Linked DNA regions of Homo sapiens: region 2 is linked to region 1. The links are chromatin contacts, found by Hi-C in ENCODE. All regions are on one chromosome and are shown on one strand. Each heading gives the region's core, a stretch centred on a gene start or an enhancer-like site at or near the end of the contact. The rest is flanking DNA. Distances are from core to core; before and after follow the strand shown. Region 1 holds the start of LINC03099 (long intergenic non-protein coding RNA 3099). Region 2 has its middle 66 kb from the start of MIR3937.

Evidence for each region. A loop is a pair of places that touch in the nucleus more often than their neighbours do. Pooled maps may share reads with other maps.
Region 2: a map of aorta shows a loop between it and region 1 (6-fold over the local background). The contact joins the enhancer-like site here to the promoter of LINC03099 in region 1. A Hi-C loop is called at or near these places in 45 of 168 maps with a recorded cell type or tissue (B cell, CD4-positive, alpha-beta T cell, CD4-positive, alpha-beta memory T cell and 26 more), 11 of 37 single-sample maps with no recorded cell type and 44 of 50 pooled maps.

Annotation. Positions count from the first base shown.
Region 1 is chrX:40,261,277-40,265,226 of GRCh38, forward strand. It overlaps LINC03099 (long intergenic non-protein coding RNA 3099), which reads left to right and starts at 1,641. Exons shown (of 3, transcript NR_110386.1): 1 at 1,641-2,276.
Region 2 is chrX:39,724,852-39,728,801 of GRCh38, forward strand. No RefSeq gene overlaps it. Among named protein-coding and RNA genes, the nearest start is that of MIR3937, 66 kb to the left of the region's middle. Within about 2 kb of position 2,125, at least 4 of the 41 ENCODE cell types and tissues checked have a DNase peak (open chromatin) inside an H3K27ac peak, as active enhancers do; they include heart right ventricle, where a contact is called at or near this core.

The DNA of each region.
Region 1 (3,950 bases), core at 391-2,890:
TTCACCAGTGTTTCAGTTCCTTTTTGCTGTGCAAAAACCACCCCAAATCTTAGTGGCTTAAAATGACAATTAATGATAATTTCTCATAATTCTGTAGATTGATTGGGTGGTTCTTGGGTTCCATATGGTGTCAGCTGGATCTCTCATGGGGATACAATCAATTGGCAGCTAGATTGGGCTGGAAGGTCAAAGAAGGCCTCTCACATGACTAGGGCCTTGGTGCTGGCTGTTGGCTGGGTGGCCTGAGCTCTCTTCTTCACGACCTTTTCATCTGGCTGGCTTGGGCATCTTCAAGTATGGCAGCTGGGCTTCAGGAGGGAGTGTTCCAAGAGGACAAGCCTCAATATGTGAGCAATTATCCTTCCTCTGCTTTTCGTCATGCTCATTAATATTCCATTAGCCAAAGAAAGTCACATGGCCAAACTCAGAGTCAATACATGGGATGTGGGAGGTACGGCTCCTTGAGGGCTGCCTGTGTAACAGTCCAGCCACAAAGGCTTGCCTCGGATGCCACAGCCATTGACTGGTATAGCTGGGATTTGAACCCAAGCCTGTCCGACTCCAGATCCACGCTCCTTCCTCAAGTATTGGTTGAGGCTGGCGTTTGTGGTTCCACTGCCTGAGCCTAGTGGTTAGGCGATTTTCCATCTTGTCTCCAGCCCACCCGTGTCCCTGGTACTCTCTGTGATGTTCTCATCGTACCTCTCCTGCTCCCAACAGAGGGGAGAGAAGCACCCTTCTTCTGCTGGGCTCCCCCTGCCCTTTACTCCTCCATGTTGACTGCAGAGAGCTACTCCTGCTTCCTCCAGAGTCCCAGCCAGGTCGGTGGTGGCCCCATCCCTTCTGACCCCTCCTGCAGCAGCAGCAGCCTGGCTCTGTGGGCCTCATGACCCACATGCCCTTCTGGGCCTCAGCTCAATTTTCAAGGGTACTTTTATTGGGAAAGCGAGGGATCACGAGAACAAAGGCAACATCCTTGAGATAAGCCCAAGTTTACAGCACGCTGTCGTCATCCCAGTGGACTTCCGGTCTGCCTACCAGCTGGGCCGTCCCCTGAGATGGGCCCCCTCCCCTGACCCCTGTCTACACTCAGCCAGAAGCTGATTTGAGCTGGTCCCACAGTGCTGCCTGTGGGAACCCAAGCCCTTCCTGCTCCTATCTGCCTCTGGCTGGATGACGCCCCGGGCAATTCCGCCCACTGTTTTGACCCCAGGCCCCAAACCTAGGTGAGGAACGCCCTCCTCACAGTCCTTCCCTGCTTCCAGTTCAGTGTTGACAGTGAGCAGTGCTCGCTTTGCTATGGCTAGGCCCTCACTCTCCTCTCTTTTCAAGGCCCCAAGAGAGTAAGCCATTTATTCACACCCTATCTTGACAGCAAAGCCGGGGCCTTGAACCTGGGGCACTGCTTTCAGCCATTATTCTTGCAGAGGCCCCAGAGCTCCCAGCCTGCATTTTTGGAGTCTGAGCAGGGCCCACAGCTGTTTTGCTTCAGCTAGGAGTGAAGGCTGACAAAGAGCAAGGTCTCTGGAGAAGGAGGAAATGTTTTCTGGATGCCAAACTGGTGACTGTGGGGAGGTGTGGGGCAGCGGGGAGGGAGGAGCTCTCACTTGTGCCTAGGGAAAGGTCATGGTCAATGAGAAAGCCTTTGATGGGGAGAGTCTGAGATGGGACCCAGGAACATCACCATGAAGCTGTCCAGGATGGATGTGGGACCCTCTGTCAGACCAGGCCAGTTCTCTTAATGTAAGATCAGCAGGCCAAGGTCCTGGGATATGGGAGCTCCCAGGAAGTGGACTGGGATGCCTGAGGGATCCAAGAATTAGCAGTGTCCTGTGTGGTCTCGCTGAGGGAAGCCAGGCAAAATCTAGCGGCTCAGCTGTAACAGCCGGAGCTCTTGGCTCCCAAGCAACAGGAAACAATTCTGGCTTATTTAAGCAGAAAAGGACTTTATCAAAAGGATCTTGGGGAACTCACAAAATAACCAAGAGGGCTGAAGAATACAGTTGGTGAGTCGACCAAGGAGGCTGCACAGCAGTCAGGACCACAGCCAAAGTCAGGCAATCCAGGGATGACCTCGCTGCCAAATCCAGGACTCCCTGGCATACACTGCCACCTTGGGACGTGGATATGGTCCCTGTCGCCCCAGGAACTGGAATGCCATTGACTTGGCGACTGCCACCATCCACCAGAATGGACTTCTGTGCTCCTTGCATCTCTGTATTATTAGTTCCCAACTCCAAGCCTTTGATGGGGGCATCTGATGGATTGAGCCTAAGGTAAGAGCCTATACCAACTGCAATGGCGGCTGGGAAAGTGCCCCTATCTGGGATTTTTAGCTTTTCTGGTGGGAGGCAACTAGGAAGATGAAGGATTCTCCAAACGTGGGAGGAGAGGCTGGAGGCTAGATACCTCACCTAGAAAAATGCAGGGCAGCTGAGTGTTGAAGAAACATGTCTCCAGAGACAGCCTGCGTGTGTATTCCCCCTCCTCCAGATGTCGATGTCGGGGGGCAGGGAGGTGAGGTCAGGAAGTATACGTGGAGTTAGGAACCCTGGGTTCGATTATGAGTCTCCTCTGTCTGTCAACCTGAGATAAGCTATTCACAACCCCGGGGCCTCAGTTGTGCCTCAGTGCCCACTGTCCAGCCTTTGAGCATGCAGAAGGTGTGTGCTAGCTTCTGCTGTCGTGTGGGCCCTCTGGCCGAAAGATGCCCCAAGACTGCCAAAGCCCCAAATGGAATGGGGCTGTTTGCTCAATATAATGATTGAAAGTATGGGTTTTGGAGTCAGGGAGATTGGGGTTTACCAGCCATGTGCCCTTGGATGTGTTCTTTAACCTCTCTGAACCTTAGTTTCCTTATCTGCAAAATGTAGGCATGGTGGCAGGCACACAGCCTCCCTTCCAACCTCGTCCTATGGTGCCCCCATGGTCTGCAGAGACTGGAAGGCTAAAAACTGGATTTCCCAGACACCTTTGCAGCTGGGACTGTGGATGAGAATTCAGTTTCACCAGTTAGATGCAATCGTGTGAAGTCTGGCTGTACCTGCTAGAGGTGTGTGTGTGTGTGTGTGTGTGTGTGTGTGTGTGTGTGTAACAACATTCTAGTGTTTGCTCAGTTACCGGCTTTGTGGGTGTTGAGAGGGGTTGTGGTGGCAGTGGCTTCCTGATCCTTGGATCGCAGCTATGGTAGTGCACTCTGGAAATCTACATTTCTAGAGGCAGGCTCCCTCACGCCTCACCTTCCTGATGGTGGCAGAGATGGCAGTAGTCTTGGCAGACCAGTTCAGTGGTGTTGTTTTGGGAGTCCAGAGACTGCTCCTCCTGCACCCTTCCAATAATTTTGTCAGCACCTAATTTCCTGTGTTAAATCTCTTCTTGCTTAAAATAGCTGGAGAGGTTCTCTCTTCCCTGCAATTGAACTCCAACTGCTGTCAGGGTAACCCCCATTTGCTCATTGATGGAATGAAATGAGATGGTAAAGCCCTTTATGTATGCTAGGTGTTTTTCTTTTTCTTTTTTCTTTTTGAGGCGGAGTCTCGCTCTGTCGCCCAGGCTGGAGTGCAGTGGCACTATCTCGGCTCACTGCAAGCTCCACCTCCTGGGTTTAGGCCATTCTCCTGCCTCAGCCTCCCGAGTAGCTGGGACTACAAGCGCCCACCACCACGCCCGGCTAATTTTTTGTATTTTTAGTAGAGACTGGGTTTCACTGTACTAGCCAGGATGGTCTCAATCTCCTGACCTCGTGATCTGCCCGCCTCGGCCTCCCAAAGTGCTGGGATTACAGGCGTGAGCCACGGCGCCCGGTCTGCTAGGTGTTTTACAAAAACGGGTCTCTTTTTTCAGAGGTGACTAAATGTGATAGAAACCCTGTGACAAGCCACCCTAATTTGTACAAGCTCTCAGCCAGTTGTTTTACATACAGTTGTTGGGGCAGGAAACAACCTGAAAGA
Region 2 (3,950 bases), core at 875-3,374, 540 kb before region 1:
TGCTATGTAGGCACAAAAAACAGATATCTACTACTGTGTGTGTGTGTGTGTGTGTGTGTGTGTGTGTATTTGTATATGTATTTATATATATCTGTATACAACTTTGTATGTATTTATTTTTTGTTATTTTTACATAGCTCATATGATCACATGGCTCAAAATCCCAAAGATACAAATAAGTGGACAATGAAGAGTTTCCTTCCCATGCTTATCCCAGCCACCCACCCAGTTACCTTTCTCCGAGGCAGCCAATATTATTGGGTTCTTATCTTTCCTGACAAACATAGTGTGTGTATATACAAGCCAACCTGCAAACAACCCTTTGCCCTCCCCCCACATCCCCTTTGTACACAAATGGATGCTTTCTATACCAGGGGTTCTGCCTCTGTTTGCATTTTGTGGTGGAGGGGGAGCAGTTTGACCCTGGAGGAGACACACCTTGGCAACCTCCCTATCCTCCCCACCCAAAGGCTGACCTGGGCAGGGCAGGGTAACTCACTGGGGCTCACAGAGCTCTCCCCAGCTGTTTGCTTGGGGAGAAGCCTCCGGCCCACAAGGGAGAAGTTGCAAGGGAATGCCCCAGGAGCTACAGTACCGGTGCACACGCACACACGGGGATCATGGCCTGCCTCAGACCTGACACCTATTTTCAGGCCAGGCTAGAAGACTAAGTGCAGGTCTGGACACCCCTAAGGAGGTGGTCACTCTACTCTCCCCGAGCAAGAAGGATTGGCTGAGCAGAATACAGCTCTGGTTGGAGGAGCCAGTGCTGAAGAGGGGAAGGGAGATGACCTTGCCAAAGGTGGTCACAGCCCAGGGCAGCTGTAAAGGGCTGGGCTTGAGCACCACCTTGGTTGGGGCCCAAGAGAGCCTGAACTTTGGCCTCTCTGGCAAGCAAGTCCCCATCCTGAGGCAAGCCACCTCCATCCTCTATCCCTGTCCTGAAAAAGAAAGAACCAAAGCGTGGCCTTCATAATTTGGGGGCCCCATTGCAACATATCCACAGCAGTGGTTTAGCTCTGCTGCTGGTTAAGTGCCATCCTTGCATAGGTGCTTTTCCAATATGATCCCACCTAACCCTCACAACCATACTATGAAGCAGGAAATAGTATGATTCCGCCTTTACAGACGAGGAAACTGAGCCTGAGCTGGGAGTGACTCAGCAAGGATGCAGACCCAGGTCTGGGCTGTACCATTCAGCCTCCCTGTGTGCAGGGGCTGGCAGGCCGTGCCCATGCTCACCTCCCTCCTTTCCCCCTGCTGCTGCTGGGCAAACTTCCAGCAGGACCACAAAAATCAGAAGTCTGAAAATGGCCAATCACAAGTAATGGTAAGGAGGCTCGAGTCACACCTGACATTCATTCACCTGTTGATGCTGAAACCCAGGACAGGTTTTTCCACGTGCCTGGAGCATCCCAGCCAAACGGAGGTGGCTAGGTCCTCTCCTTCCTTCCTCCGACCTCAGTGGGAGCTGCATGCTTCTAATGGCCAACGACGTGGAGAGGCGCAGAGCAGCTTGGAGCAGCGTGGGTCACAGCGGTTAAGTGTTGTCATAATTCTCTCCCCTGGAGCAATGAACTCCATCTCCCTCCAGTCTGTGTGGGAGGAATGTAATCCAGTTCTCCTTGGAACTCAGAGCACATAGTGACTCCTTTTTCCTTTTGTGGTCAGGAAATGAGTTTTGCTCTGTTTTTCACTTGGGGGCTTATTATGCAATTGCCTAAAATATGCAACGGGATGCAGATATTTATATGAGGATGTTGAAATGATGGCTTTTTAATGGAAGTAATCTAATTATGCCATATCTGTACCCTTTTCATTTTTAAAAAATTGTTCTTATGGTGTTTTAAGGAAGAAAAAATATGTGTGTGAGTGTGCATGTGTATGTGTGTGTCTGGGTTGTGTTTTTGTTTTTGTTTGGGGTATGTGGTTTTATTTAATCTCCCAGATTGTTTAAATGGATTGCAAAGGAAAAAAAGATCCAAAAAGTATATGGCTGTGATTTAACAAGATAATTAGCAGCTGCACTTTATAACAAAATCTAAGGCAATTATCACTTCAGGAGGACCCGGAGGAATCCCAGCTGCCAACATCCTGCTTCGCTGCCAGAGGGAATGACATCATAACTGCTCCAGACAAAGGGGAGGTGGTTTCTGGTCACTGTGATGTCACTTGCTCCAGCAGACAGTCCCAGACAGCTGGGAGACAGGTGGCCGCTTCCTAGGACATAAGAGAAGAGGATGAGCACCAAAAGGACATCAGTGCATTACAGGCACAAATCCTGCTTCCCCCAGGCCACTTCCATTGGGCCACCAAGACAGATATGTTTCCTCAGGCTTTTTGCCCCAAGCCCTCATATTACCTTCTTTTGAGAAGTTAATTGTTCTTCTCCTCTTCTCTGGAACCTCAGTTCTAAATCTTTATCCCAACTAATCAACTTCAGTGGCTTTTAGGGTCTTGCTCATGGTCAGGTTTACCACTTAGCTAAAATGTGTCCCTTCAAAGATGAGAATTGCTAAATTGCATTGGACAGCAAGTCAAAGCAAGCTTAAAAACAAGATTTGTATTTTCACCTCAAAGTTGCTTTCTTTCACCCTGTGGCCAATTATTTATCAATCTAGGCTCCCGGGTGCTTTTTTGATCAAAAACAGAGCACTCTAGCACAAAATTGTCTAATTCTAAATAGCAAACTGGAATTTGTCGTTGATTGAATTTTATGTGTAAAATTGAGCTAGGATTATAAGTTCTAGAAAATGTTTAAGTGTATCCTGGGATAGCCCACAACTGAATGCACCGTCGGTCTTTTGATGGTTCCAAAGGATGGATAAAACAGATCTGATTTCCTTGTAAATTGTACAAGTTACAGACCAGCAGGCTGACTCTCGCCACAGGCAGCCAAATGTGCCTCCCACCCACACTCGTTCGTGAAACTATAAAGTGGCAGCCAAGGTCTTGTACATCTCATTGCCAGATGACATTCTCGGTGCCCGGGTGGGAATCTGTCCTCTGTCCTCCAACAGATAAACCATGAAAAAATGTGTGCCTATTCATGGGCACTGTCTTCCACCATCCCCCAGCACCTTCTCCTTCCCTCCTAAAGCCATCCCCCTTTGGCCCAAGTTACAAACTAGGGGAGAATAAAAGGGTCAGGACATCTCTCATTCCTTCTCCCAGCCTCAGCTAGGAGGCTTCTGGGTTACATCAGAAATAAAATGAGACTTTAACAGAAACAAGGAAGGCTTCAACTCTTAGATCTCACTCAAATACTGAGGCTAACACCGGAGGTAACAAGGACAGGCATGCCCAGAGTTCAGCCTCCCTCTGGAACCGGGCAGAGTTCTGCAGCCGGGGACTAAGTGTACAGCCCACACAGCAGATCCTTTGGCCCAATGCCATTCTTAGCCTTCTAGAAAACTTCCTGCTTCCTTTATGGAAAACAGGTGTCCATGTCTTCATGCATTAGGCTAGATGCCAGGCAGGAGCCTGGTGTAAGGGGCTCCTGTTATCTATTGCTGCTTAACAAAGTACCCCAACCTTAAAGGTATAAATAACCAGTTTAGCACGTTCCTAGATTCCCTAGGTCAGGAATGCAGACAGAGTCCAGCAGGGGTGGCTTGTCAGTGGTCCCCAATGTCTGGGGCTTTGGCCGGGAAGACTTGGAAGGCGGAAGTGGCTCAATGGCCAGGGGCTGGAATCGTCTGGAGGTTTTCGTGATACAGTTTGGATATTAGTCCCTGTCCAAATCTCATGTTGAATTGTAATCCCCTATGTTGGAGGTGGGGCCTTGTGGGAGGTGTTTGGGTCATGGGGGCAGATCCCTCATGCCTTGGTGCTGTCCTCTTGATAGTGAATGAGTTCTTGCGAGATCTGGTTGTTTAAATACGTGTGGCACCTCTCCCCCAACATCTCTTGCTCCTATTCTGCCATGTGAGACGTCTGCTTCTGCTTTG